Linked DNA regions of Homo sapiens: region 1 is linked to region 2. A link is a loop called in an ENCODE intact Hi-C map of the cell type or tissue named here. Cell type or tissue: transverse colon. All regions are shown on one strand. Links, peaks and the distances in the headings refer to the core of each region. The heading gives the core; the rest is flanking DNA.

Evidence for each region. Hi-C counts contacts between places; a loop is a spot of excess contacts. Peaks named below come from ENCODE experiments on the same cell type or tissue, not always from the same donor. Only the 100,000 strongest peaks of a DNase experiment are listed, where the experiment ranks them.
Region 1: it touches region 2 in a loop (5-fold over the local background); 107 of 110 quality-filtered maps call a loop at or near these places.

The regions. Positions count from the first base shown.
Region 1 is chr11:95,147,252-95,162,462 of GRCh38, forward strand. It overlaps LNCRNA-IUR (lncRNA imatinib upregulated), which reads left to right and starts at 3,288. Exons shown (of 3, transcript NR_110303.1): 1 at 3,288-4,497; 2 at 10,377-10,552; 3 at 11,358-11,897. RefSeq lists a cis regulatory region at 58-688, enhancers at 3,074-3,615, 3,616-4,157, 3,758-3,887 and a silencer at 4,408-4,517. In transverse colon, for the core only: CTCF peaks have their summits at 4,378, 4,580 and 7,420 (motif pointing right); DNase peaks (open chromatin) are centred at 4,000, 4,370, 4,960 and 7,435; H3K4me3 peaks cover 1,664 bases; H3K27ac peaks cover 2,755 bases.
Region 2 is chr11:95,755,296-95,770,506 of GRCh38, forward strand. It overlaps FAM76B (family with sequence similarity 76 member B), which reads right to left. Exons shown (of 10, transcript NM_144664.5): 10 at 13,658-15,211. It also overlaps the pseudogene FGFR3P2. Among named protein-coding and RNA genes, the nearest start is that of FAM76B, 27 kb to the right of the region's middle. In transverse colon, for the core only: a CTCF peak has its summit at 9,194 (motif pointing left); no DNase peak of the experiment used is centred there.

The DNA of each region.
Region 1 (15,211 bases), core at 3,602-11,601, 610 kb before region 2:
AATCTCTGGCATTTTTCTGAACCCACACAAAAAGAAATGCATTTTTTTGGTGGCTGTTTTCTTCTTCTTCTCTCTCTCTCTTTTGTTTTGTTTTATTTTGGTGCCTCTAGGAGCTGGGGCCTCAATGATGAACAAGATCCAGGCATTGGCCTTAAAGAGCCCACAGGCTGGTGTTCAAGATCCAGGCAAACCCCTCCTTCCTTGACAAGGGTCAGCTTTGAGCAAAGATGGGTAAGTGGATGTGTAAACAGCCAACTTAGGTATATGGAGCAAGAAGGCAAAGAGCTGGAGAACTGCCACTCAGAATACAAGTTGATGCACAGAAAATATATCAGCAGAATCCAGAGCACCAGGAAGCTGAATCAGCAGAGCTGGCCGATAGTGAGATGACTCACCCCATTCCATGCAGGGGAAATGCATCTGTCTTCTTCGTATCCTCTCTCCCTGCACATATGACACTGAGCAGAAACTCTTCATGTGTTTGCCTCTGGCCCTGGGCTGTGTCTTAGTTATCTTTCTATCCCACTTCCTGACATTACCATCTACCACACTTTCTGGTGCGGAGCGAGGCTTAATAAATAATAGTTGTATTAAACAAGCATTCAAGAAGAAATGTCCTCACTAAGTGGGAGGTTGAACTAGAATAGCTCCCAAATTCTGTTCTACTTGGAGATTCTATGATTATGTAGACAGTCTGGCATGGGATAGGTGCCCACTAAATATTGATTCAGATGATGCCTGCTTAGTTTTGCAGTTATTTGTGCCCATGTTTTATCTCCCCATATAATCAGCTTACTTTTTTCTGCAACCGTATTAATTATTTACGAAGCACATTAGTAATCAGTTTGCATGCATTGTCTTCCTTGATTTCACATAACCCTAGGAGCTAGTGATTTAGTTTCTATTGCTGCATAACAAACCACTCCATAACTTAATGGCTTAAAACAACCATTTATTATTATCTGTCTTGGTTTGTATACTAACTGGGCTCAGTTTATTCCCATTCTTTTTGGGGTCCCAGATGTGGGCTGGTGCTGCAGTCTTCAGAAGGCCCAAAGGTGCTGGATGTCAGGAGAGCTCACTCGGTGGGCAGTTGATGCTTGCTGTTGGCTGGGACTGTTAGCCAGAGCACCTACACATGGCTTTCCAAGTGTTCAGGCTTCTCACAGTATGGTGGCTGGGTTGGAAGAGGGAACATCCCAAAAGACTCACACAGAATGACTTAGCTTGTATGAACTAGCCTTGGAAGTCCCAGACCATCACTTTTGCCACATTCCAATGCCCAAGTAAGTCCCTGAGGCCAGCCCAGATGCAAAAGAAGGGGAATTAGATTTCATCTGTTGATGGAGGAATGGCAAGGTCATTTCTGAAGAGCAGCTGAGATGGAAAGTATTTTGTAGGCATTTATGGAAAATGCCATCTGCCACAGTAGTTACTATTAATATCTCTTTCTACACAGGAGAAAATTTCACAATGACCTAGCTAAGTTATATGATTAACCTGCTTGTTCAAGATCAGCCAGATCCAGATGTCATCTAATTTAGTAACCATTGTACTTCACTTAGGATAGTGTTCTAAAACTTTAATAAGGAAGGAGTCACCCCTTTCAAAAATGCAGTATTAGTATCAAGAATATGAAAACATAAATTCTAGTAAAATTTATAAAGTAGAAATATAAATTCTAGTAACACTTGGGATGCCATGTTCAATAAATATTACTGAAGGAGGAGCTAACATCTGCTGCACTGCTTCAGTGGTCCAGGCACTCATACACTATATATAAACTCACTTAATCCTCACAGTTATCTTTTCCCCCCAGATGAAAGTGAACTTTAGAGGGATTAAATGCCTTGCCCCAAACCAAGTAACCACTTAGCGACAGAGCCAGGGTTTGAACACAGTCATGTCTCAGTCCACATTCCATGTGCTTTCCACTGAGCTCCATGTTACAGGTTGGGCTCCCCAGGAATCAGTCTCTGAGATGACAGTAGCATGCAGGAAGTTAGCAAAAAAGTGCTCAAGGGGAACACACGTGGGGAAGGGGAAAACTCAGGATTAGGCAAAGGAGAAGGTGGGCAGGTAGAACTAGAGCCAAGCAAATGCCAGCCAGCCTTTTTGGAGGGTTTGGGTGGATAACGGACAATGTCAAAAACAGCATTAATTTTCAATCCTGGGTGGTGGAAAGACTATATATATGTATGTATATATGTATGTATGTATGTATGTGTATGTGTGTATGTATGTGTGTATGTATGTGTGTGTATGTATGTATGTATGTATGTATATGTATGTGTGTATGTGTGTGTGTGTATGTATGTATGTATGTGTGTATGTATGTATGTGTAATTTCTCTATGTCAGACACTGCTGGGTTTGTGCTCCCCTCTATAATCTACTGATTGTGGGACTTCACACGAGGTACAAAACATAAGTGACCTAATAAGCCCTCTAGACAGGGCTTCAGGGAGGAGCCAAGGCTGGCACATAGTCAGAGGGCAGGAAAAGTTCCACTCCCTCCGTGTGATTAGGAGGGCTGCTTTGTTTTCTTCCCAGGCAGAGACCTCAAAGAAAAGTGTGACTTGTGGCAATCATTGGAATGCTCTAACGGGAGGGAGCCCTAAGCTAAGGGGAGGGGCTGTATCAGCCCCGGGAGGGCGAGGGACAAAGGGGCATTGTTTCCCTGGAGGGCAGGCTGGGGCAAGGCTGACTCCACTGCCGGCCTGGGCGTGGGCAGGTTTGCTCCCGGGAGGAGAAGGCCTCCATCCTGGCCCACAATAGCCAACCCAAAACAGTTCTGGCAAAATTAAAAGACGCAGGAAAATGCCAGCGACCGTTTATTTTCTCCTAGGGTAGATGGGGGAGAAAGCAGCTCCTTTTTCTGGGCTGAATGGAGTCTCAGGGAGGGGGCTAGGTGACAGCATCGCCCTTTCCTCTCCGGCTATTGCGCACCTTCTGGAGCCTCGCTCAGCCTGCTCCCTCCGGCGTAATACGCCAATGCTGCTACCCACAACGCACAGACCAGAAACCAGGATAGACAGAAGCCTAGAATGGCCTGGCATCGAGCAGGCCCAGCGCAAACGCAAGGTCTCTTCCTCTCCTTTCGGTGAACCCCACGCCCAGTCCCGAGAGAGAGAGCGGATGCTCATTTCCGAAAGCTGGCAATCCTGCAGTGGCCACTGGAAAAATACATATACGTGTGTGTGTGTGTGTGTGTGTGTGTGTGTGTGTGTGTGCGCGCGCGCGCACACAGTGCATATCGTGCCCATCTACAAGGAAACCTGGAGGCTCCACAAACAACTTTGAGTCCCGGGAGGGCGGAGGTGGAGAGAGATTCTCCGCTTGGATAAGGGCGGCTGGATAGCCGAGTACTCTCTTTTGGGGCTGTTGGCCGTCTCCGGAGTCTCGGGAGCGCCTTGATGTCCCTTCCCAGGGCTCGGGTTCCTTTGAGAGAATCAAGAGGAAGGTGTTTTTCACTAGGACTCGCGGTGGGCCCCACCTGCCTACCGTGGCCGGCCGGGAGCTATTACAGCAGGGTCTGCCCGTCCGACGACGGCGGCTCCAATCTGGGGTCCCGCCGGCGCCGACCCCTCAGCTCTCTCCCGATACCTGCTGGCCTCTCTCATCTTTGGTGGCACTCGCCGCCACGGGGACGGTGAGATCAAAGAGGTAGACCTAGGCCAGGAGGGACTGCCAGGGCTCCTTCCCGCGGGCCAGCCTCTCGTCCTTCCTCCCGGGACGGGGCTCTTTCCCTTTCTCCGGATGCGGGCCTTTGAGAGTCAGCGACGCCTTAGACTCCTCCCAGAAAAATGCACCCTCATCTACCCAATTCTGCCCTACCCTTTGGAGCTCCTGGACCCTCTAACCGCTCGGTGGGGTCAGAGCCCACCCCCGGAAGGGCCGCTGGTCGGGGACTGGTTCGCCCTCTCCTGGCCTCCTCGGACCAGTGCGCGGGGAGGATCCCGCTAACGCCGGGCGCCTGCAGACCTTGAGCGGCCTCGCCCTGGTGACCTCCCCGGGAAAGGCTGGGCGGTGCTTCCACAATGAGGGCCACCTGTTAATTTGCACGAGAAAGTGCTGCCGAGGGCCCACACGTGCGAATCCACCTGTGGAGTGCGTCCCCTCTCTGGGGCCAAGGCCTAGGGGAGGCCGAAGCGGAGAAGTTGCCTGAAGACTGGGAAGTAAGAGTAGGGGCGTCGGAGGAATCGAAGTTGCAGTGACATCAGGCTCGGACAGCCGGCGGACTCCTCGCAAGGTGATCGGATACTTCCGAGAGCCCCACAGTCCTCCTGGGCCTTTGCCCTCGCGTCTGGGATGCGCTCGGGCGCCCCCAGTCTGCGATGCGTTCGTACCTCCAGTAGGGTGACGTTTTCGCCGGGCCCCTCTGCGAACAGTCTCCGCCCTCCTCCACTGTGAGATATTTCACAGTTTCACCCGCAGAGGGCAACCTTATTCCAAGTTCCCGAGCGCCCTAGGCCTCTTTCTCCTCCCTGCCTAACTGGTGAGGTGGGACTTCAATGCCTTTTAGGTTTACAGTCTTTTCCTCCCCACGGCTTCTCTTTCCTCCCCGTCTCAGGCACTGGGCATTTCCAGTCGATCCAGCAGGTCTGGCTTCTCTCACATATGCAGTAAGGGTTAGGGGAGAAGGTCCCAGCTCCTCTTGTCTCTAGCAGAGTGTAAACTGGCTCTGCTGAGGAGGTGGCTGTGCTTTTATTCCTTCTCCTGAGAACTGTTTATATATTAAGGAGCTTCACAGCCTCCAACATAAGGAAAGCAGGTAGGAACTGATCATATAACGCTTTGTAAATGTTTTAGACTTTGGCTTTAATGGGAAAGAAATGGGGAGCCATTCGTGGGTTTTTGAGCAGCAGGTGGACATTGCTTTTCATAATGACCACGCCAGCTGCTGTTTGGAGAATAGACTGTAGGGGTCACTGCGCAAATTGGAGGCCGCGATCCAGGTGAGAACCAGGTGAAACAGAGCTCGGGCCATGGAGTGGCGCTGGAGGTAAGGAGAAACACTCAGACTCTGGGTATGTTTTTTGAAAGTAGGATAAAAGGCCGGGCGCGGTGGCTCACGCCTGTAATCCCAGCACTTTGGGAGGCCAAGGTGAGCGGATCAAGAGGTCAGGAGATCGAGACCATCCTGGCTAACACGGTGAAACCCCGTCTCTACTAAAAAAAAAAAAAAAAAAAAATTAGCAGGGAGTGGTGGCAGGTGCCCGTAGTCCCAGCTACTCGGGAGGCTGTGGCAGGAGAATGGTGTGAACCTGGGAGGCAGAGCTTGCAGTGAGCCGAGATGGCGCCACGGCACTCCAGCCTGGGCGACAGAGCGAGACTCTGTCTCAGTCAATCAATCAATCAATAAAAATACAAAACATTAGCTGGGTGTGATGGTGTGCACCCTTAATCCCACCTACTCGGGAGGCTGAGGCAAGAGAATAGCGTGAACCCAGGAGGCAGAGGTTTCAGTGAGCCGAGATTGCGCCATTGCACTCCAACCGGGGCGAAGATTTACATATATATAAGATTTTCTGTCTGATTGTTTTTTTGGGTATGAGAAAAAGACAGGAATCAGGGATGACTCCAAGCAGCTGGAAAAACGGAGATGCTGCTGGCTGAGATTGGAAGATGCTGGGGTAGAGGGATAAGACAGCTTAATGTTATATATTTTAGGTTTGAGGTGTTCATTAGAAAAACAAGTGGAGAGATTGATTGGGCAGACACACAGGTCTGGAGAGGGCTGGGCTGGAGATAGAAATATGGGTTGCCATGATACAGGCATGGGACTGAAAGCCCCATCAGTCCCTTGGAGAGATCATCAGAGAGTGAGTAGAGACATAGCAGGGCGAAGCCCTGAGCCCCGGTTCCCCCAGCATGTACCTGCAGTCTGTTTCCTCTTCTCAACTACAATTCCCATGGTCTTGTCTTGTTCACAGAACCTGCTCAAGGAGCATCTATTAAATGAAGGAACCCAACTTTCATCACATGTAAAATAAACATCATTATAATCCTACCTCATAAGGTTGTTGTCAGAAAAAGTTAAACGTCGTAATGAAAGTGAAACTGCGTTATGATTGGTAGATGCCTGCTATATTTTAAAATGTAGGCTTCATTATCTCATTCTGTACAGCTTGTATTACTTGATTGTATCTTCACAGTTTCTGATGCATGCAAGGCAGACACTCTCGTTCTCACTTTATTGACGAGGAAAGTAGGATTGGTGAGACAAAATAAGTCCCTGAAGCTGCATATCTAATGGTAACACCAGTGGCTGACCTGTTTGAGCACATCTGCGGCAGGCACTGTGTTAATGATTTTGCATGTGTTATCTGGCAACAACACAGCGAGGTGGGGGTTATTATCTTCACTTGCACATGAGGAAACTGAAGCATAGAGAGGGTGGTTAACTTAGCCAAGGTCCCATAGTGAGTGGTTGGAAGAGTCTGGGCCATGAAGCAGACCTGCCCATCCTGATTCAATGTTCTTTTTGCAGCCTGATAGCTCCTCTTCTTCATCCCCCTACTAGACTCCTGCCAGGGCCAAGCCTCACCACTCCTTCCCTTGACATTGGCAACATTCCTCTCTCCTTAACGTTTCTCTCCTACCAAGCCTGCTTGCTGCAGGATACAAGAGTTCAGTCACTCCTTGGGAACAACCTGCAGGTCAAAACATTTTGGCTTATTGCTTCCCCTTTCTGGAAAGTCCTTTCCCTTCCTCTCTGCCTTATGAACTCCTATGTGTTCTTCCAAACCCTGGTGAACTCCTATGTGGTTTTCCAAGTCCAATTAATATGTCACCTCTGTTGTGAAGCTTTCCCTGCTTGCACCAGACAAGAGGCATGACTTAGATCATGTGACACTTTGTTTATAGGTCTATCAAAACAAACTGACAATTTCCTGTGGGTTTGACTGATGCCCCTGTAATATTGTGATTTTTCTCTCAGGTTCTTATATTTTCATGTCTTTTTATCCAACATGCTGTTTGCTTCGTGAATACATAAATGAATGACCCATTTACAATCACTATCAAAGCAAATTTATGGATATCAAATATTCTTCTAGAGATGAGGAAATAGGCTAAAAGGAGTGATTTGCCTAAAGTCACTCAACTGATTAAATACTGGAGCTTTGCTGGGTATGATTATGCGTGCCTATAATCCCAGCTACTCAGGAAGCTAAGGTGGGGGCAGAGGGGGTGGGTGGCAATGACCGCTTGAGCTCAACAGTTTGAAGCCAGTCTGGCTAGCATAGTGAGACTCTGCCTCAAATAAATAAACATAAATAAATAACATAAATATTGCAGCATGAACTCAAGAGAGGTGAGGAGATTTTGTCTGGTGAAACTCAAGATTTCACATGCCTATTGCTTCCCTCTCTGGCATCTAGGGTCCTGGAACCCTCCTCCAAATGCTCCTGCAGGTGGCAACAGAGGCCAAGGAAAGGTGAAGCATTCTGGCAGAAGTTCTGGAGACAGATGAGAAGCTGAGCTCCCTGAGGGCAGGGGCAAGGTGACTTGAAGAAAGCCAGGCCAGAGGGAGCATTTTATGCATCCATCATTTGTAATCCAGAAAGAAAAGGTTTAGACAATTTTAGTGTAACCATTAGTCATAAAATTGACACTGAAGAAAGGAAAAAGCAATTGAAATAAAAGGACAGTAAATAACAAACTATCTTACAGGAAAAGCTACACCATGTGCCCCAAGACACCGAGCTAGAAAGTAGCAGGGGTAGTCAGTATCAGGGCCCATCGCCTCATGTTATCTGCACAGGGGGTCTCTGTCTGATGTTTGGGCACAGAGAAACAAAGTCCAGGTATAGTGCATTAGACAGGACCCAGAGGGTGTTTATGCGTGGACTGATGGCCACCTCGAGGGTCAGAGCTTCTGGCTTATTGTGTCTCCAACTCTGTCCTAATACACATTTTTACCAATGGCTTGCTGGAAAAACAGAGGAAAGGCCCGTGAATTTGCCAAGGAGAGGAAGCTCTGAGTGTTCGCGAGTGCCCATGTGGAGAACAGGGAATTGTACAAGTTCGAGCTGTGTGGGCCAATAGGGAAATGGAACAAAGGGACATTTTACCTTTGTGTTCAAAATAATTAGACAAGGACAGCATGGAAGAGACACGGCTTTAGTAATAGTGTGTGTTGAAAAGAATGGGGCTGGGACATTTATTACAACAACCGACATTTGTGCAGCATTTATGAGGCATTTTCATTACTCCTTATGACACATTAGAAGTGGTAATGGGGAAACCAAGGCTGGGAGTATCTTGTGTAATTAAGCAGCAGAGCTGTAGTGTGAATTGTGTCTCTGTAACCCTGGGGTTACTTCTCTTCTTTTGTTCCCCATCTCTAACCAAGCTGCATGCTCCGCTCGTTCTTTTTTTGTGAATGTCTCTCACCTCCAATGCAGCCATCCATCCTGTTAAAGGAGTGGATTATCCATGTCTTTCTGAGACTATTGTACAACCTCCTCATTTAATCTCATTTCTCTTTCCTCCCATTAATTTTATATATGCCACATGAGCCGGATTACCAGATTTAGCAAAAAGCAAAAACAAAACGCCAAGATACTCAGTTACATTGTTACATTTGAATTTTAAAAATGAATAATTTTTATTATATGGGACATATATTAAAAATTATTTGTTGTTTATCTGAAATTCAAATTTAACTGTGCATTCTGTATTTTATATGGCAACCCTGATAATCATGAAATACCATTTCCATCATTCCAAAAATATCCATTAGTTCCCTGTTACCTGAAGGACAGGGGCCTCAATCTCGAATTTTTACAGGTAGGTAACATAAACATACAAATTAAGTGACTGGGTAAGTGGAGCCTGAAGCTAAATTCAAAATTGAGGAGCAAATGTTCCCTGACCCCAGACATTCCAGTTCAGACTTTAAACATATATAATCAACTCCAATAAAAGCAAAAAAGAAACACACACACACACACACACACACACACTCACACTCACACATCCATAGCCATCAGTGAGTCTGGCTTCTAATCTGAAACCTGGGCTAAACCAAACCACTTGGCCTGGAATTGGAGGCCCCTGATTGGCCTTTCTGCCCTTCACTCTCACCACTCTCCACCATGGGCCCTCCCATCTCTCCTCCACCAGCTCATCATGGATGGCCTCCCTAACCCATAGCCGTCTTCTTACCATGCCAGTCTCACAGGCCACTCAAGTCCACAGTGATCTTTCCCTTTCCATGGTCAATTTTGGCTCCTCTCTGTCCCAGGGACACGTTTAGCGGTCACATCATTTTTCTCTCCAACACCCGAAAGGGAATACAGGAAGTGACTTTGAGAGGCCCTTACCATATGCCAAGTCCCCTAAAAAGATCTTTGCTTATTTTTGTTCCCTCTCTCCTTAGTGAGATGGTGAAGTACTCAAGGGTAACAACCCTGTCTCATACGATTCCAAATGGTATATTGAGCTTTGCTATAACATCCATGCTCAATATATACTTTCTTACTGACAGGTCCAAGAGTGTACAAACTCATGAACTCAATGACCGCAGACTGGAAGTAAAATCACAAACCAGTGCTTCCCCCACCCCCACCCTTCCTTGGTACACCCCTGTCACCTCCCAATTCTGGCTTCAAGCATTTTTCAAGTCTGAGGCTTTAGCCCAAATTTAAGCTTTGGCTTAAATAACGTCTATTTTTTTTTTTTCCAGAGCTGATAAGAACTTACATTTAAAAGATGGTTCTTTTTTTGGTCTCAGTCCTGCTGGGTAGTTGTGCCTTGTTAGAAAATTATCCATAGCACTTTCAAAGTCCTCCTCATGAGCATGTTGAACTGAGCCAGACTTGGAGCTTTGAATGGAATGCCATTTAATCTTGGCAAAGGTCCACCTTTTGTTTCTAAGGAGGGAAAAAGCCTAAGGAACATGGGTGACTTAGGGACCGTTTGCACTTAGACCTGATCTGCTGGGGAAAGGTTCGGAATCCTGGAAATACACAAATTAGACACTGAGCTGGGAAAAAGAAAGAGACAAGCACTGGCCAGGCAACCTTCAGTTTTGCTAACGCCAAAGATTTTAAAAATATCATCCCCTTCTTAGGATTCCTTGGCCTGCCTAGCTATGTTCTGGCTGAGATGTGCTGAGCCGGGCTGGGCTGCCGGCTCCGGGACTGGTTTGTAGCCAGCTGTGCCTTCAAAGAGCTCTCTCTTCAAGACTTCCTCCAACTCTAGATTCCACAACTGCCTCCAGGAGCTGCTGGGCCAGGGAGGGCCCTTCTGGAAGCCTGGTTGCCTTTTGAATTCTGTTTTTACTCTTTTTTTTCTTTATAAACAGATTCTCTTCATTTCAGTGGGAAAAGGTGTCGTGACAGATCCATGTCTCTATTTTACCCTTAGGCCTCAAACTTCTTCATGGGAAAAGATGGCTTCTCTTTTTTAATTGAATGAACTAGAAGAAGTTCATTGTTATTCATCAACTTCAAAGAGACTATATGAGGCCCCTTGGCCAGGACTACAGAGCAGTATTTTTTAATCAGAAATTATAGCCAAAAAGAAGAGACCAGAACACATGGGTGAGTGTTACTGAATTATTGGTTTTCCTTAAATAGTCTAGTTTTGGTGTGTGAGAGGAAGAAAGTTGCAAGTGCTTATGTGCCAGGTACTGTGCTAGGATCTGAGGATGCAGAAATGAAGAAAATGCAATCCCTGGCCCTCCCACCTGTTGGGGGAAGTGGACTTCGCACCCTGTGGATAAGGAGTACACAGTGTAGCACTGTGGTTAGAAGCACCAGCTCTGTCATCACAGGGCTTGGCTTGTTTCCTGGCTCTGCTGTGGGCTGTGTGGCATTGGGCAAGTTACTTAGCTTCTCTGTGCATTATGTTTTGCATCCTAAAAATGGGGTTAGTGATAAAATCTGTGTTATATGGTTCCTGTGGGGATTTAGTGAGTTAAAATAGTTAAAGTACTTAAGCTCAGTGCTTAGCACTTTGAGTGTTTATTACTATCGTTGAGAAGATGTAGAGGAAGTATATGGGCATAGAGAGCAAGGTGCAGCTGACTGCTTAGGTGAGGCAGGGGATGCTTCAAAGAGGAGGTGACATTTGCTTTGCACTCTGAAAGATGAGTGGGAGTTCAGTAGACGAGGGTGGTGTGAGGGAACCCAGGCAGTGGGAAGCGTGGTCGGGGCAGAGAGAAGGTGATGGCTGGAAGCAGTAGCAGAAAGGCCAGTGTGGCTGCAGCCTGGGACTCTCATGTGGCTTGGGGGAAGGGAGTAAAATCACAGGCTGAGTCTGGAAAGGTGAGTTCAGGCTAGACTGAGAAAGGCTTTAAACTCCGTGTCATTAATTCATTCATATAACTCTATTATCCCCATAAAGATGAAGAAGGAAGGCATTAAAGATTATGTAATTTGCTGGGTGTGGTGGCTGACGCCTGTAATCCCAGCACTTTGGGAGGCAGAGGCTGGCGGATCACTTGAGGTCAGGAGTTCGAGACCAGCCTGGACAACATGGCAAAAACCTGTCTTTACTAAAAATACAAAAATTAGCCAGATGTGGTGGTGGGCGCCTGTAATCCCAGCTACTTGGGAGGCTGAGGCATGAGAATCGCTTGAACTCGGGAGGCAGATGTTGCAGTGAGCAGAGATGGCGCCACTGCACTCCTCCCTGGGCGACAAAGCAAGACTCCGTCTCAACATCACTGAACCAGTAGGGGGCAGAGCTGGAAGTTGAGCCTAGGTGTGTCTGACTCCACAGCCTACGCCCCGAACCTTGACTTTGTGCTTTCTCACAATGCCTATGGCTGCTGCTTTAAAACAGCACTTTCCATTTGCCTTGTTAAATGGGATTGTATATGAATTATACTTCACTGTTTATTTCTAGAGAAATAAAAGAATCTAATAAAGGAATCTGACACGGACCTTGGGTGAATAAATATACCCTTAGGCTGGAGTGTATTTCAGATAGCTTGGTTAGGGAACTTGCGTGGTATCCCCAAGGCTCAGGCCCTGAGAAGGCATGGCCACCTGATACCCTGGTTCCTTTAGCACAAAATCCTCATGATAACCTCAGTTCGCATTTCTTTGAAATCTGCTTGGCAGAGCTGTGGGATACCTGAAACTCTCTGGGTCATTTTGCTTTGATCAAGGGCTTTGCTGTTATAGGGGCAGTCTCAGATCAGGTGGTGGAGGTCATCAGGCCTTGGCGAAAAGCCCAAACATCTTCCAATGGGACCAGGCCCTGTGATAGCATCTTTCCAACCCATTAATGGTCAGCTGGGCTTTTTTGTTGTGTGTCCATTCTGAAGTTCCTCACTCCCTTCTTTTCAGAGACACTCACTGCTCAAGGACACTTATTCTTTAGGTTCCAGGCACCTCCTGGGAAGTAACTGGGGAGAGAAGAACAGGGCTACAGTGGGAAAGCAGACCACAGGTGCCAGGCAATTTCCTTTCTCCAAACACTTCCCTGGGGACAGCTGCCACTCATAAGCATCCTAATGCAGATCCACAAAGAACTCTTCCCTGCCCCACAATTCATTTTTTTTTTTTTTAGACAGTCTTGTTCTGTCACCCAGGCTGGAGTACAGTGGTGCAATCTTGGCTCATTGCAACCTCCACCTCCCAGGTTCCAGAGATTCTCCTGCCTCAGCCTCCTGTGTAGCTTGGATTACAGGTATGCACCACCACGCCTGGCTAATTTTTGTATTTTTAGTAGAGACAGGGTTTCACCATGTTGGTCAGGCTGGTCTCAAACTCCTGACCTCAGGTGATCCACCCACCTCGGCCTCCCAAAGTGCTGGGATTACAGGCATGAGCCACTGTGCCCAGCCCACAATTCATTCTTATTCTCTGTCTTTCCCTTTATAATGCTGACTACAATTTGTAGTTTTATAATTTCGTGGTTTTCTTGCTTACTATCCACCTTCTCACTCCCCTGACTGTGAGCTCCATATGGCAGGGGCCACATCCATTTTATTTCCTGTTGTAGCCAGCATTGAGGACCGGGGTGGCAGATGGTCTTTTTTCCTGCAACTCTGGCAGTTCCTTTTCTCTCTCCTTCATCCCCACTAGTGCATTCTCCTCTTCCTGGCCTTTAAGCGTTGGGATCCCTCAAGACTGGCTCTTTGGTTACCTTTATCTCTCGCTTTTTCCTAAACCCTCACCCAGGTATAAAGCTTCAATTAGTCTACCTGACATCTTTGCAGATCTTAAAGGCATCTCAGATTCCCAAGTTATCAAGGCAATACACATGATCTTTTCCCTAGAACTTGGCTCCTTCCCAGTGTTCTGTGAGTAAATGGCTGCATCAGGCAGCAATATGGGCAAGACAGGAACGAAGGAGTCATCCTGACGCCTCCTTATTGTTTACCCTCCCTGCAAGCCAATCACTTAGACTTGTTGATTTTTACCTATTGTTCAAATCCACCTACCGCTCCTCATCTCTGCTGTTCGTACTGTAGCCTTCACTGCCTGCTCTTTTCACCTGACTAGCTTATTAATGAGCCTTCCTACTTCTGTTCTGGTCCCCCTCCATTTGTTATGCTCCAGTCAGAGCATCCTTGAAATGCAAATCTGATCATTTCACTATCATTACCCATCCCCCGCCCCCAACACACACACACACACACACACACACACACACACACACACACACACACACACAATTCTTTGACAGCCTCCATTGCTCTTACAATAAAAGCCAACATCCAGCTAGGTGTGGTGGCTCATGCCTGTAATCCCAGCAATTTGGGAGGCCGAGACCAGCAGATCACTTGAGGTCAGGAGTTTGAGTCCAGTATGGCCAACATGGTGAAACCCCGTCTCTGCTAAAAATACAAAAATTAGCCTGGCGTGGTGGTGTGCACCTGTAGTCCCAGCTACTCGGGAGGCTGAGGCAGGAGAATTGCTTGAATGCAGGAGGGGGAGGTTGCAGTGAGCTGAGATTGCACCACTGCACTCCAGCTTGAATCAACATGGTTAACATGGTGTCAACATGGTGACAGAACAAGACTCCATCTAAAAAAAAAAAAGCCAACATCCTTTGTTTGTGTGGGCTTTAAAGGCTTTGTAGCCCAGACCATACAGTAGGCTGACTTCGGCAATGCACTCTCTGGCTGATCTCTTATGATCCCCCAGTCTCTGGCCTTTGTGTTGGGAGGCACCTCACTCTGGCAAGCCAGTCTCTTGGACAGTGTTCCTTTGAGACAGCTCCAGCCTGGTTACCTTCCAAGGTCTTCTCTTGACCTACAGAGAGCTCACATATCCTTGCCCTGCCAAATACTGGAGGGGCAATTTTTCTTGTGGCTGTCCTCTCTCTTGGGTTTGCATGCCTATATGGGCAGCAAGCTGCCTGAATGCTTTCTTTTAGATTGGAATTGAATGCCAGTCTATATTGTTCCTTAAACTCCACAAGATTTGTACAAATGCCTCAGAATGAACTCCTTGAAGGGAGCCGGAACTCGAAGCATAGCACTTTCTAAACAAACCCTCTCTTTTTGCCTCTTCAACCTCCACTCTTTCATAGCCAGGAGTGGGGTTGAAGTAAGGCTCACAAAACGGGTTTGGGATCACCACTTTTGCAAATCCTTAACGTACCATCATTTCACTTTGCAATGTGGGAACACATTGCCACCTCTTGAATGAATCCTTTTGGGGCCACGGCCAGCACTGAGTAGTTCTATTTACAGAATCCTGTTTTAGAGAGAGAAGATGCTCACTTGATGGAAGGAGTCAGTTAGAATCTACCATTTTCAGACAAGAAGGGGCATGTTCCTTTTGGAAAAGCTGGGTGGGCACAGTCCTGAGCAGTTAGAGGCATCATAACAGCACCAGGAAGCTGAATGTGAGGGCATAAGAGCTAACTTGACTTCTTCGCTGATATGCCTGTTGCCTGAAGTTAGAGTGAAGGTCTTTTGAAACTCCTAACTTGGCCCAACTCCTTTTTACCTCTTACCCTCCCGGTCATTCCCTGTACCCCATCTGGGGGCCCTCCCCAGGGATAGCTCCTGGCCTCAGCCTAGAGAAGCTGCTTCTGTCAGAGATTATAAGAGGCATCCCCGCCCGGGCGCGGTGGCTCACGCCTGTAATCCCAGCACTTTGGGAGGCCGAGGCGGGCGGATCACGAGGTCAGGAGATCAAGACCATCCTGGCTAACACGGTGAAACCCTGTCTCTACTAAAAATACAAAAAAATTAGCCGAGCGTGGTGGCGGGGGCCTGTAGTCCCAGCTACTCA
Region 2 (15,211 bases), core at 4,196-12,195:
AAATAACAAAACAAAACAAGAAGTACTAGGAAGAAAGAACAAGAAAAGGAAGAAAAATGAAAGAGCAAAAAGGAACATTCAGAGAGTAGCAAATGCTGGAGACCCAAAAGCAGAGTGGGTGGTAGAGATCCGAGGTGGAGCTGGCTTTGACACAGATTCTGGGGTGGAAACAGCAGGAGGATAGAAGTGACCGGGCAAAGAAGAGAATCTGCTATGTGAAGAGCACCAACAGGATTCTATGACATGAAGGAAGCCCGTTAGATATCTCTGTTCCTTACAGAGAACCTGTGATCTAGAGGGACGGTCACTGAAAGGTCGTGCAACTTGTTAACTTCTGCAGCTCCAACGAGCACACGGCAGAATTCAAACCGGGGCCATGATTAAGGTACCCTAGGGGCTCCGGTCAGTTCAGCTGCCAAGGAAGTATTTGCTGCATGGTCTGTAATAATAACAATATTTGAGGGCAATTTGTCATAATGTTACTGGATCCTCACAGTTCTGAGGGTTGATATTTACAGCAGAGTTAGTATGACCCATTAAAAGAGGAAACAAAATGAAAAGGTATTTTCAAGGTCTTCTGACTCCACATCTCATATTTATTTTTCTCCAACACAACAGACTTTGATTCAGTGATTAATTTAGTGGAAGCTCAGCTCTGAAATCATGCAACTGCATAGGTATCCTTTCTCTTTATTTGAAAGAGGCAAATAATTTAAAAGTAAGTGGATATCAAGGAACTTTTGATATCTGGAGCAAGTTCCAGTGTCCTTTCCTATTTAGTCCTACATTTGTTTGTTTGTTTGTTTTCCCCCAGCATTCAGAGCTGTTTATTTCCATCTTCATACTACACCAAAGAATTTCAAACAGTGTTAGGTAGACTAGCTGGAAGTTGGAGCTTAGAACATCCTACATCCCTGAAAAGTTCAGTGATGCAGTCCCAGGTACACAGCTGCCCATCTGCCACCCAAGAATTGTTGTGAAGAAACCAGAGTCTCTGCAGATGATGGGACAGAAGCCTGTGGTGCAGCAGTGGTCACCTAGCAGGTCCTTGGCTGGGACACCTTCTATTATAAAGTATATCAGTTTAAGCTTGACAGAATGAAACATGATATATTTTACAAGTAATGAATATAGGCCAATAGAAAACTCATAGATACAAATATAACTAATTCTACAACTTCCATAATGGCCCGTCCTAATTCTTTAATTTGTCATCTATTATAATTCATAGACTTTGTCACATAATTTTAGAGTGGGTCTTAAGATAAAATCATGTTTGTTAAATATGTGAGGTTGATGATAAGCTCACCAAGGAGTTCTTTACTCAGTATGGGAATTCAGAGAGCACAAAGTTACAGAGGGAGAAGCAGGATTATGAGGGACAGAAGTCATAGGGGTGATTCCCATTTTTATTGACTGACACACATATTCTTACTTTAGGAAAAACTGCATCTAATTTTAGACTGCAGTTCATGGCAGATGCTGCGAACCAGCAGCAAGTTCATGTCCAGAATTGCTCACTGCAGAGGATTTTGTCTGCTGGCTGGTACCATAGTTTCTCTTTCATAGGCTATTCCAAAACTTCTATAATGCTGGTAGATTTCAGTGAAGTGTCACCCCAGCCCACCCACCCCTTGCACTTAGCCAGCAGTGGCACCCACCTTGAGCATGGTGAGGTATGTTATGCCAGCAGGGTCCACATTGCTGCTGTTCACCTCCAAGTGCTAAGCTGCTGTACACCTTGCAGTGGGACTCCACTTCACTGCCCAGCACCACTGTCTGATTGGGCAGCAGCCATGCATGCGGAATTAGTCAGTGAGGAGAGCACTCTGTGGGGGCAGATGGGGACTGGAAGGCTGCCCGTCTGCCTGCCCCTCTCTGTAGCCCTCATCCAGCATGTCCAGTGTGTATATCTGCAGGATGCTGCCAAACTTATTCTCCACCATACTCTCCATGACCAGGCTCCATTGCTGGTGCTGCAACTGGATACACTGATATGAGGCTCTCCATGGAACTCCTTGTGGGTCCTCAGCCAGGAAATGGAGAGAGTAGAATTGCTGGTGGTGGGACATCAGAAGCAAACAGGTTGGGTGGCCAGCATGGCCAGCAGCTTCTTGTCCATCCACTGAGCCCAAGTCCAATAGAGGGCCTCTGGCACGTGAAGGCCATATAGAGGTGAGGAACAGAAGCCTATCTGATCTGACTCTCCTTCCAAGGCTCCCCCTGTCCACTTCCCACCTCAGTTTATCCTCCTGTGTAGGGAGAGTGTTGCCTTTCAAGTACATCTGCCTGGGGTGGAAAAGGCTCCAAGGAACCTCAACACCATGTTCCCGACACCCTTGGCATTCTCAAACATGGGCCATGTGTTCCCTTCCCTCTGAGCTTCCTCCAAGTGGCTTCTCCTGCTAAGAGGTCCAGGGTGCCCCACTGTGGGGGGCCTTCAGGACATACCAGCATCTCCCAGGGGAGCCCCCATACATTTGCTTTTATAGAAAGTAATAATGGCCCATTTACTGAACACTTGCCATGTGCTAAGCCATGAGATCAGCATTTTGCATGCCTTATTTAAACTTGACATCCGTCATGTGATATACCTCCATTTTAGCAATGAGGAAACTGAAGCTCAGAGGGCTTGAGTAACTTACCCAGTGTTATACAGCCAGACAGTGGCCAAGTCTGAGTTTGAACCAGGATCTAACTTGAAGTATCAGTTCTTAGCTATCACACTTTGTGGCCTCTGTATGCAACACTATCCTAAGTCTCATGTTAGGTATTTGTCCTTGAGTTAAGGAAAAGTTAAATTCTTTTCTGCAACCACCACTTAAAAATGCCAGAAAGTGTTTTCTGAGTTTGGTTTTTTGTTTGTTTGTTTGTTTTGGCGGTTGTGGGGCGAGTTTTTCTTTTTTTCGTCAAAAACTGGTTTAATTTTTTTTTTTGACAGGTCTTGCTCTGCCACCCAGGTTGGAGTGCAATTGTGCCATCTTGGCTCATTGGAGCCTCAACCACTTGGGCTCAAGCAATCCTCCCACCTCACCCTCCCAAGTTGCTGGGACCACAGGCGTGCACCACCACAGCTGGCTAATTTTTTTTTTTTTTTGTATTTTTTGTAGAGACGCAGTTTCACCATATTGCACAGGCTGGTCTCAAACTCCTGGGCTCAAGCGATCCTCTTGCCTCAGCCTCCCAAAGTGCTGGGATTATAGGTGTGAGCCACCACACCCGGCAGGTCTATGTTTTTTTACTTTTAACTAAACTTTAGTGATCAGAAGAAATGATCTTCCTGAAATTACTCTTTTCTCTGCAATTCAGGATGCATCAGTTGTTATTATACTTTTATTTTGTATATCCATGCTAAAGTTTATTATTATTGTATACTTATTTTTATTTACATAAGGTGAAGGTTTTTTTCTAAAACTAAAAAGCTCTTGAGCAGTACTTTTGAAAAATGCACACCCATCTAACTTTTACATGTGTATATGATTATATTCTTGCTAAATTCTTTTTTTTTTTTTTTTTTTTTTTTGAGAGACAGAGTCTTGCTCTGTTGCCCAGGCTGGAGTGCAGTGGCTCCATCTCTGCTCACTGCAACCTCTGCCTCCCGGGTTCAAGCTATTCTCCTGCCTCAGCTTCCCAAGTAGCTGGGGTTACAGGTGCCCGACACCACGCCCAGCTAATTTTTGTATTTTTTTAGTAGAGACAGGGTTTCACTATATTTTAGCCAGGCTGTCTCGAGCCCTTGACCTCAGGTGATCCACCCACCTCGGCCTCCCAAAGTGCTGGGATTACAGACGTGAGCCTCCGCACCCGGCCTCTTGCTAGATTCTTACAGCACCATCTTCAGTCTTTGTTTTTGTCTTCCGTTTCTCTCCAGACACTCTACATTACTTGCCGCTTCTCCCTTCCTGTCGTTATTTTTCAATCATGTTTCCTCTTCCTGATTTTTGCTGGTTTGATCAAACAGTTTCCAGTCTAGTTTTCCACTGATATTTTGAATATTCTAGCCCCTTTTTATTCCATTAATGATTGCCTGTCCTTTCCTGCCCTCATGATCACATTCATGTTTTCTTATTTCGTTTGAAGAAATCATACCATCTATTTCTCCCACCTCAGGGGTTCTAGTCTTCTATTTTCCCCTCATCCCAGTCAGTTTAAACCTTTAAAATATGGTTTTGTGGGGGACTGCTTTCCCCCCACCACAAAACTTCATGGACGGAATAATCTAGTCCACTCTCTTACCTCTAACAGATTTGGCTGAGATCGTTAAAAACTATTGATATGTCCCTCCTTTTTGAAGACTCCATATTTAACACTTCCTGATCTTAAACAATCCTAGGCTGATACTCACTGTTTAGATTTAAAGATAAATATATCTTACAAGCTTTGTTGTTCACCACTTTTCCTGTCCACTACATCTCTACAATGAAGTTTTCTTTTCTAGTTCCCTTGCTTGGTGTCCTTTCTAGATTACTTTCTTCATATAGACAACTTGGGTGATATATTCTCTGATTATACCCATATCAAAAATTCACGTTCTTTTATCTTGTCAGGAGAATGATACTTCGCTGGTATAGAATTCTGAGGTGGCAGGTCTTTTTCTCTAAGTAGTTTGTGGGATGTTAGTTCACTGCCACTTCTGGTGTTACAGATGAGAAGTCTGATTCCTTTTCCTTTACAGGAAACCGATTTTTTCTGCCTGGAAGCTTATCAGATTTTTATCATAAGCTTTAGAGTTAAAAAAAAAATCGATTCTATTAGAAACATTGAGTCCATCTAATATGCAGACAAGCCTTTCATCAGCTTTGGGATGTTTTCTACTATAATTAATGCCTCCAATCCTTCTACTCCTTTTTAATGTTTTCTTTTAGAACTCCTTTTAAGATTATTATTACTTTGCATGTCTGGACTCCTGGATCTATCTGACAAATATATATGTATGTATATTTTCTCATCACATCTACTTTGCATTTGTGTTATATTTCTTGTTATTATTTTTCCAGGCCACTATTCCAATTTCAGCAATGACTATTCTCTCCATTTACTGAAATGTTCGGTGGAGAAGTCCTCCTTTTTAGGTATAGAAAGTCTCTTTTTCCCCATATGTGTGTAGTTCTTTGAGTAGTTTTTATTTTTTCCCTTTCAAATGCTCATTTCTGTTCATCAGCATTTTTAGATGATTGTGCTTGTGTTACTTGTTTGAGGCCAAGAGTTTGAGACCAGCTTGAGCAACAAAGCAAGACCCCGTCTCTACAGGATTTTTTTTTTTAATTAGCCAAGCATGGTGGTGTGCACCTATAGTTCTAGCTACTCAGGAGCTGAGGCAGGAGGATCATTTTAGCCTAGGAGTTTGTGGCTGCAGTGAGCCGTGATTATACCACTGCACTCCAGCCTGGGTGACAGACAGGCATCCCTGTCAAAAAAAAAAAAAGATTCTTATCCCCGAGATGTGGGGTGTGGAAGGAGAAATGGAAGGAGAAATTAGAGATGAAAAGATATTTAAATGACATGAAAAATGTCTGGTGGATCTTATATAGATCTTAATTTAACAAACTAAAACATGGTCTCTTAAGAAAGTTTGAACACTGATAATTGATATTAAGAAATTATATGAGATAATGAAATTAAGATTATATTTTTAGAAATAATATTTTTGTTTAGAAACATATATTAAATACTTATGAATAAAATGATATGATGATTAGGATTTCCTTGGAGATAATTGTGGGAAGTTGGGTGTGGATACAGATGAAATCAAATTGACCTTCAACTTGGGTAGGACAGCTGGTCTTCTTTCCCTCTCCATGTAGCCTCAGAATTTTCCACTCCATGTGGTCTTTCCATGTGGTCTTTTTAGCAGCACAGCTGTGCTTTATATATGAAGTTCTCCCAAGAGCACAAAACTGGAAACTGCCAGACCCTTTCAAGGCTTAGGCACAGAACGGACACAGTGTCACTTCCTTTGCATTATACTGGTTAAAGGGAGACACAGGGCCATCCTAGATCAATGCAGCAGGGAACTACACATGGTGTGAATACTGGAAGGCATGACTCGTGGGGCAAATTTGTGGGGACTGGTAATTCATACCATATCTGAGTTTTAAAGCTAAGATGTCTTCTTTTCCATAACTGAGGACTGCTGTATGCCAGCCATTTGCAGTAGGTGGGGAGAGAGGCCCTGGTCATTCTCTTCCCCTACTTGGCATTTGTCCTCTTCCTCCAGCTTGTATTTCTGGCCCAGCTAGTGCCAAAGCAGGGGGAAGCTGGAGCAGTAAAGAAGTGGGAATTTTTACTGAAATGGTGTTATTATAATATAGCTTCACTCTCTGAATTTGGCAAATGTTTGGAGCTGATTCCTTCTCTTGTGATGGGATGGGTAGCTGGATTGGTGCTTTTATGTGTTCTTTTGAGATCTCCCTCCAAGTCACTGAGAACTTTTTATTGTACTTTCCATAGCATGGACATTTTCCTATGGCTCACCGCTCCCCTAAAAGCTCAGGTTTTATCTCAACTATTCAATTAAAGACTTTCTGCTGGAACTCCCTCACTTCTCACTTCCCACCCACCCAAAGCCATCATCTTGAGCAAAATTTAGAATAACTCCAAGCCAGATACATCATATTCCCAATTGGACACAATATTCATATATCCTTGACTCAATAATCTCTGAGGATGGACGACGATCTCAATGCGATGGCATTTTCTTTGTTGGTACCATCAGAAAAGCTGGCCAGCTATGCCAGATTTTAGATTTTTCAGGGGCAGTTGGACACCAGACCATGTTGTCCCCGACCAGAGACATGGAATTTAACAAGTTCTTCAGGTGAATTCATTGAAAATCTTTACTTCTGGTGGGGAAAACACCCCAAACCTACCTCCTTGGATAGACAGGAAGGGCTTACATCTCATCTCTCTCCAAATCTTTTCCTGGGTACCACTCTCAACCTCTTTAGCCCCTCAGTTCTGGTGAGGGAATAAGAATTGTGTCCTGAGTTTTCAGCTACCTCCGTTTTGCAAGTTTCTGAGTGTGGCTCACCTCACCTTGGTATCTATTGGTACCTTGCTGTCTCAATCATGAATTTTAATCTCATATCCTATGATAAGTGATCTGTATGCCCAAGCTGAATTCACAGCCCTATTTCCAAATAAAATGTTTGTTTTTCACTCCTTTTCAAATGCTCCTAAAGCTTTTCTTACTCTAGTACTTTGAGATAAGTATATGGAAAGCCTAGCTATTGAGGTAACAGAAAACGTGCATTTTGTTTTAAAAATAAGTCATATTACAAAATCCTCCTACTTCTTTACTCAAAGGAAAAATTAAATACGGACAAATGCCCTTTTATCCCTCCACTCTATAAAACTACTCACATACTTATAGTCTAGGAAACAGGCCACTTCATTGACATAGATGATCAGAAATTGTGGGCCCATCTTGGTAACCATAGGAGCAGGCAGCTGATGACATCAGAGGCCTGCATTGCGGCTTCTGATTGCTCAGAGTTGCTATGCTGAAGGAAATCAGAAGGTGATGTAAGGAAAACACCATATTAAATACATTTCATTCCATTTGAGAGGCACTTGGAAATGATTTCTAAAATTCTCTAAATTCCTGCAGCCATTTTTAAACCTTCCATTTGAATAAAATGTATATTGCAAAAAGAACTTAAGACAATTTGAAAATAAGAATGCAGACTTCATTTAGCATATATATACACACAAACACATATTATATATATATTTACTGGTTATGAGTTTTGACTGTTAGTTTGACTATAAAAGCACCTAGCTACAGAATGGTTATGCCATGACCCCAGACTAAGTCACACTTGTATTAAAAGTCATTTTAATATAAACAAAAGTTGGATGCAGTAATTATGCTGGCTTGGTGTTTGGTTTTATTTCTTTTATTTTTATTTTTTGAGACGGAGTTTCACTCTTGTTGCCCAGGCTGGAATGCAATGGTGCGGTCTCGGCTCACTGAAACCTCCGCCTCCAGGGTTCAAGCGATTCTCCTGCCTCAGCCTCCCGAGTAGCTGGGATTACCAGCATGTGCCACCATGTCCAGCTAATTTTGTATTTTTAGTAGAGATGGAGTTTCTCCATGTTGGTCACGCTGGTCTCAAACTCCTGACTTCAGGTGATCCACCCGCCTCAGCCTGCCAAAGTGCTAGGATTACAGGCGTGAGCCACCACACCCGGCTGGTGTTTGGTTTTTGTATGAACTCCACTTTTCCCAGTGCCCCACCTTCCTTTCAGCTACTTTCCAGGTTTCTCAGGTTACCTTCTCACTGCTGTTCCACCTCATCGTTTTCAGTTTCAGTCATCACTTTTCAGGTATTTTCTAAACTGTACAGTTTTTCTAGCTGCATTGATAAAAGAGGGGGTCACAACAGAAGGTGAATGGTCCAGCCCTTATGAACCCTTGATGTCCCAGTAGACATTGTTCCATGAATAATAGGGGAGGCCTAATAATCCTCTTGAAGAAAAATTCATGTCACATAGAATGTGCAAAAATGAGCAACATCTACAAAGAACGATCATTTAGGAGGCATTTAATACATGCGATGGCTTGATTCAAAGCCTATTTCTAGCCCAGGGGGTAATCCAAGCCTCAGCCTTGGTTTCATGGCTGCACAGGTTGTGTACTGTAGAATTCCAGGCTTCCAGGGGTGCATTGACAATGAAAAGCTCAATAATGCAGTGCCCATGTCATGTCTCTCTAGGAGACAATGGCTTAGTTGGAGATAGTAGGCTTCTGATTTAGAATTGATGATTTCTTAACCTATTATGTTACCCCTGGGTATACTGGGTGCAGGAACTTCCTCACAGATAGATGAAGGAGGGACCAAATAAATGTTGCACCTAGTGCATCAGTAGGACTGGATTTAGAGGGAAAGAAATGTGCACAAAAAAATCCAGTATGGAAATCTTTAAAGCAACTCCTTAAAATAGTATTTGCAAATTCAAAAACAATCCATTCAAAGACAAAATTATATTTTAAAACTCACTTTTATCGAATGGAAAAAAAAATGTACACTGGAATTGTGAAAAATAAATTGCATCTGAAAATGGGTTACCGTACATAATGAAACATTGTTACAAAGAGTATGAGGATGCTTGCTCTGATTACAGTGACTCCTGTAACAACGTGGCAAGTGAAAATACTGTATTATTTAGTAGTGAAGCCCTCCCCCTAGTGGAAATAGGTAGGAATTTTAAGAAAAAGGGTTAACACTTTTAAATACATTTTATTTCCTCTTAATATTTACAGAATTAAAGAAAAGAGGTGGAGAATAGCTGTAGTGTGGTATAAAGACTTTTCTTACAGGGCTTTTAGGCCATTATAAGAGCTGAGATGTAAAACTATTTTAGAGTTTTGAGTAGAGCAGCTGGTATGGTCTGAATGTTTGCATTCCCTCCCAAATTTATATGTTTTATTTTAATCACCAAGGTGATGGTATTAGAAAGTGAGGCCTTTTGGAGATGATTATGTCATGAGAAATCTGATCCAATGAATGGGATTAGTGCCCTTAAAAAAGAGGCCCCAGAGAGCTGCCTTGCCCTTTCCACCGTGTAAAGACACAGCAAGAAGGTTGTTTATGAGCATGGGTCCTTATCACACACAGAATCTACCAATTCCTTGATCTTGGACTTCCCAGCCTCTGCAACCATGAGATATAAATTTCTAATGTTCATAAGCTACCGAATCTAAGGTGTTATGTTATAGCAGTGCCAATGAACTAAGCAGGGGTTCTCAACCCTCGGCTGAGACTACTGACATTTTCAGTTAACAAATTCTTTATTGCATAGGGCTGTTTCGTGCATTGTCGAATATTTGGCAGCATCCCTGGCATCCACTCACTTGATGCTAGTAGCAACCTCTCCCCAACCCCACCAGTGTGATAATCAAAAATGTCTCCGGACATTGCCAAATATCCCCAGGGGAGCAAAATCACCCTCAGTTGAGAACCACTGGAATAGAGGGATAACATGACATGACATCTTTTAATAGGATCACTCTTTGTTGAGAACAGACTGCAGACAACAGAGATACCAGTTAGGATTGGAGATGACAAAAAAAAAAAAAAAAAAAAAAAGGTCAAACTTGAAGTTAGAGCTTGCAGAACTTTTCAAAGAACAGCCATGAAGTGGGAGAAAAAGAGTCAACAATATCATCAAGGATTTTGGCCTGTAACAACTAAAATTGAGTTGCCATTATCAGAGATGGGAAGATAGCAGAGTGGCTGCCTTGGTAGTTGTTTGGACTGGGGAGTGCAGATAAAGAGTACATCATTTTGGACGTGTAAAACTTGAGAGCCTTTGTAAGACACCCAGATGGAGATACCAAGTTTCATTGAATAGAAATTCTGGAAATTAGGGGGAGAGGTCTAGGCCGTTACTGTAAGTTTGGGAGTCATTAGGCTTATAGGTAATATTAATGAGTTTACCAAGAAAGCAAAAAAAGAGCCCTGAGCAACTCCAACCATTCCATGTAAGGGATAAGAGAAGGAACCAACAAAAGAAACTGAAAAGCATCACGAAAGGTAAGGGGTTAAAAAACGAAACAAAACAAACAAACAAAAAAAACAGGCAAATGTGATGTTCTAGAAGTCATGAACCTTTGGACATTTTTTCTCTTTACACAAAATGGTTTCATCTTAGTAAGTCCCTCCCTAATGTAAACATTTGTGAATATCTATACTTTATTATACTTTCTGCAATGATTTATTTACCTAGCTGTCTCTTCTAGATTATGAGCTCCTGGGAATAAGATTTATCTTTGCATCTTTGTAGTAATTAGCATAGTGACTGGTGCATAGCAGCACATAACACATGTTCAACTGATAATTAAATTTAACAGGAAATTCACCTCCCTGAAATGAAAATGTCTATACAGTAAGATATCACTCATTGAGATTCTCAATTAAAAATTAGCAAAAACTCAGATATAATTCAAATAACTGTGACATTTAAATTATGTCGCATCAAGGATCAAGGACACAGTACCAGCATCTGCCATGTTTGATCCTACTATGAAAGGGATACCAATCCTTGCCTCGACGTCAACCAGTGTATCAGCTTTTGTTTTATATATTGGGACTCTTGATAAGATTTTATTTAAAAAAAAAAGTTTCCATGGCTGAAAACTATGATGCCATTAATCAACCCTAATAGAATTTTCATCGACTGCATCAAGGGACATGCTCCAAAGTTGAAAAGGTAGTTAGCCTTTATATTACCTTATGTATTATTTTTAATTGATTAAAAGTCATATTATAAATCTATTATTATATTATGTAAAGTGCTTTGTGTATCAATACTTTACCTTAATGTTCATTAATAACTCTGTAATTACACAGATGAGGAAACTGAAACTCAGAGATATTAAGTACACCTCCAAGACACCTAGCTAGCAAATGGCAAAGTGGGATTTGAAACCTGACATTACACTAAAAAGTCGTCTTAAATATTTAATAGTGGTCTTAAATGCCTCACATGCACAGCTATGAAATGACAACAAATAATCGCTGTTGTTGTTTTAGTGTGGAAATTGTTTTTGTTAAGTAGGGGGAGAAAGGAAGAATGGAAACAGGAACCAGAATTACATTGTGGCATGATCATAGCCATTACTCACAATGCTGCAAGAAAACATATAAAACAGAAACAAATATGTCACCTGGGAGAACTGTGAGTGGTTTTTTCTTTTTTCTCCTGATTTTTGTGCTGTGCATTTTTTTTTTCAATAAGCATGTATTGTTCAAATTGAGCGTAACTTGGCAGGCAGGGGTGATGGTGGTAGTGTTACTTGTTATTAAGAAAAAATTTACACAAAAGTTGAATATAGTATAATAAACCACCATATAACTATCACCCAGTTTCAAAAATTAACAACTCACACCCAATCCTGTTTCATTTATATTCTCGTATCTCCCTCCCTATACTATTTTGAAGCAAATACCAATCATCATACCATTTCATTATAAATATTTTAGTAGGTGTCTCTAGGACTCTAAAAAGATAGCTGCAACACCATCATCACATCTGAAAAGTTAACAGTACTTAATTCCTTAAAATCATTACATAACCAGTGTTCAAATTTTCAGTTCTCATACATGTTAAAAATTTTTAATTTCTTGATTCCAGATCCATATCAGGGTCACATATTGTGACTGGTTTATATTAAGTACCTTTTATACTATAGGTTCTCCCTCCACTGATTCCCTCTGCTTGCAACTTATTGAACAACTGTGCCAACTGTATCCTTTTGGTGTCACTCAACATGATCTTCCATCCTTTCTATTTTTGGTTAATTGGTAGATGCTTCGTCAGATTTAGGTTTGATTCTTTTTGGCAAAACTTTATAGGTAGCAGTGTATTCCTCCATCAGAAAGCACTTAAGAATGTGTTTGTGTATTGTCAGTAGCTGCTGATGACCAATCCTTAACTCCATGAGAGGTTGCAAAATAGTGATGTTGCAATTCCATCCTTCCTTTTTCATTAGAATGTTTTAAAGAGAAACTACCCCCCATCTACTACTTACCTACCCAATGGTATAGTTTGTATGGGAAATGCAGGGAATATTAAAATGATAGTTCTCAAAATGTGAGCTCTGGGCCAGAAGCAGCATTACCTGAGAACTGAGAACTGAAAATTCTTAGGCTCCATCCCAGACCCACTGAATCAGAAAACTGGGGATAAGGTCCAGCAACATGTGTTTATCATGCCCTCCAGGTAACTCTGATGTATACTAACGTTTGAGAAACAAGGGACTACACCTGAAGTCTTGAAATGCCCTTGCTAAAAGCTGTTAGCTTTTACTACACTTTATAATACCAAAGTTAGGTTCCAGATTTTTTCCCAAGCACAGTATCTGCCCACCTAGTCTACAAATGAAAGAATCACACCTTCAACTTTTAACTTATCAAACAATCTAGCATGGTACTAGTCATGTTCCAAAGCTTTCAAAAACTTAACTATAGCTTGAAATACTTGCTCAATTAGATGCAAATTTATTTCTTCCAGGAAAAATAACTATTGCACTAAAGTGGTCTGAATGGACAGACAGGAAAATAGTTTCTAATGTTTGGCCTAAACTTCTCTCATGTATCTGTTGTTTCAGGGTTTCATACTGGAAAAAGGGGGTAAAATGTAGATGAAGCTATGTAGGCTCAATAATGGTCCCCCAATATGTCCATGCCCGAACCCTTGGAACCAGTGAATACATTACCTTATATGACAATAGGGACTTTGCAGATGTGACTAGGTTAAGAACTCGAGATGGAAAAACTACGTTGTTTGTGCAGGTGGAGCCAATAATGTTCTCATAAGGTCCTTATGAGAGGGAACAGAGGGAGACACTCTGAGAAGGTATGATGACAGCAGCAGAGAGAGATTTGAGATGCTACAATTTGGGCTTTGAAGATAAAGGTCAATGAGCTCATAGCATGCAAGGAATGCAGCTCTAGAAGCTGGAAAAGGCAAGAAAACAGATTTTCCCCTACAGCCTCCAGAAAGAAGCAATCCTGCCAATACCTTGACTTTAGACCAGTAAACCTGATTTTGGACTTCTGGCCTCCAGAACCATAAAAGAATTAATTTTTGTTGTATTAAGACACTAAGTGTGTGGGAGTTTGTTACAGCAGCCATTGAAAACTAATACAAAGCCTTTGACAAGTTTTTTATTGTGAAATATTGGATCTAGAAAAAAGTACAAAATGTCAACAGTCAGATGTGTACAAGTACAGTATTTCAATAGTCTATACATGTGAACAGCTTAACAGGTTCACTGCAGAATGCATATTTAGACCAATATAATCTAAAAAGGACTGCAATATTCACAGGCTATTAATACATAAATAACTTGAGTCAAAATGACCCTTACTGGTAAATGCTAATTAATAGTGGAAAACAGGCTAAAAGCACAATACACCACACCATAGTATCTCCTTACAGGTCCACATTTAAAGAATATCAGTTTATTATGTCAAAACACTACAGAGATCCAGGACTGGGACTGAATTACTAATTTATACAATTGCAAAAAAATTTAAGTTATAAAATAAGGTCATGGAATAAAGAAGGGTATTTAATTAGGACTAAATACTGTGAAGCCCATGAAAGGGTTTTAGCCTTGGAATTTACAAAGCTAAATTATTAGACTGTTAATGTTAGCTAACACTAAAACTGAATTACCTTCCATTTTAATGTTAGCTAATATTAATATTCAACTTTTTAATTTTGATGTTAGCTAAGGGGAAGGACGAGGACAACTTTCTTTTGTAGTTTCTCCAACAAGGTGTAAGAACTATCAAAAAGTAAAACCATAATGACCACTGTGGACTGACAAATGGCTATGAAACAAGAATATAAAACATTACAAATTTCAAAGAAAGGTAATAACTATCTTATGAATTTAGCAAATCCTGCAAACGTTAAAATCCATGTTAAGGCATTATCTATCATGGTTGAGAGTACTAAATTTAAGAAAATTATTACATGAAGATCCCATAAAAATAAACTGGTTTAGTTTACAAGATTCTAACTGAATCTTTTTGTATCACTTGAAAATTACCCTATATTATGCTTTCAAAATGGACAAAGAATTATTTGGTATTCACTTTATAATGAACTATGAGAACAGTCTATTGAAACACGTCATGTTAAAAAAAAATTGTTTCAATCATGTGTTCTTAAGAAAGCCAATCTTTGATATGACATTCACAATCAATGCTTGTATAAAACAAAACCTTTAAAACTTATAAATTTAGTAACAGTTTTACATGAAGCAAATTTATCTTTGCCCATAAATTATTAAGAGAAGCAACTCACTCTATACAGTGTATCTAGCAATACTTTAAAATCAAACTAAAACTCTGAACTGATAATAACTAGGAGATAAATTCTATTTCAGGCTGAAAACCGCTGGATCAGAATATAGTCAATAACTTCATATAACCTATCCCACCCTACCTTAACCTTTTATAGACAATTTTAAAGACTTTAGGACAATTTACTTATAATGCCTGAATCTTATAGTAGATTCCAATTTATTCAAAGATTATCACAGATTGGATTAAAAAGATCATTTAATTTTTTTCAGATTTGCTTTAAATTTACAAATTACATTGTACATAAATATTAACTTAGATAACCACACATAGGGAAAGCAGATACATGGATCATTGCAGAAACATTAAAATTTTTAAAAAATTTTATA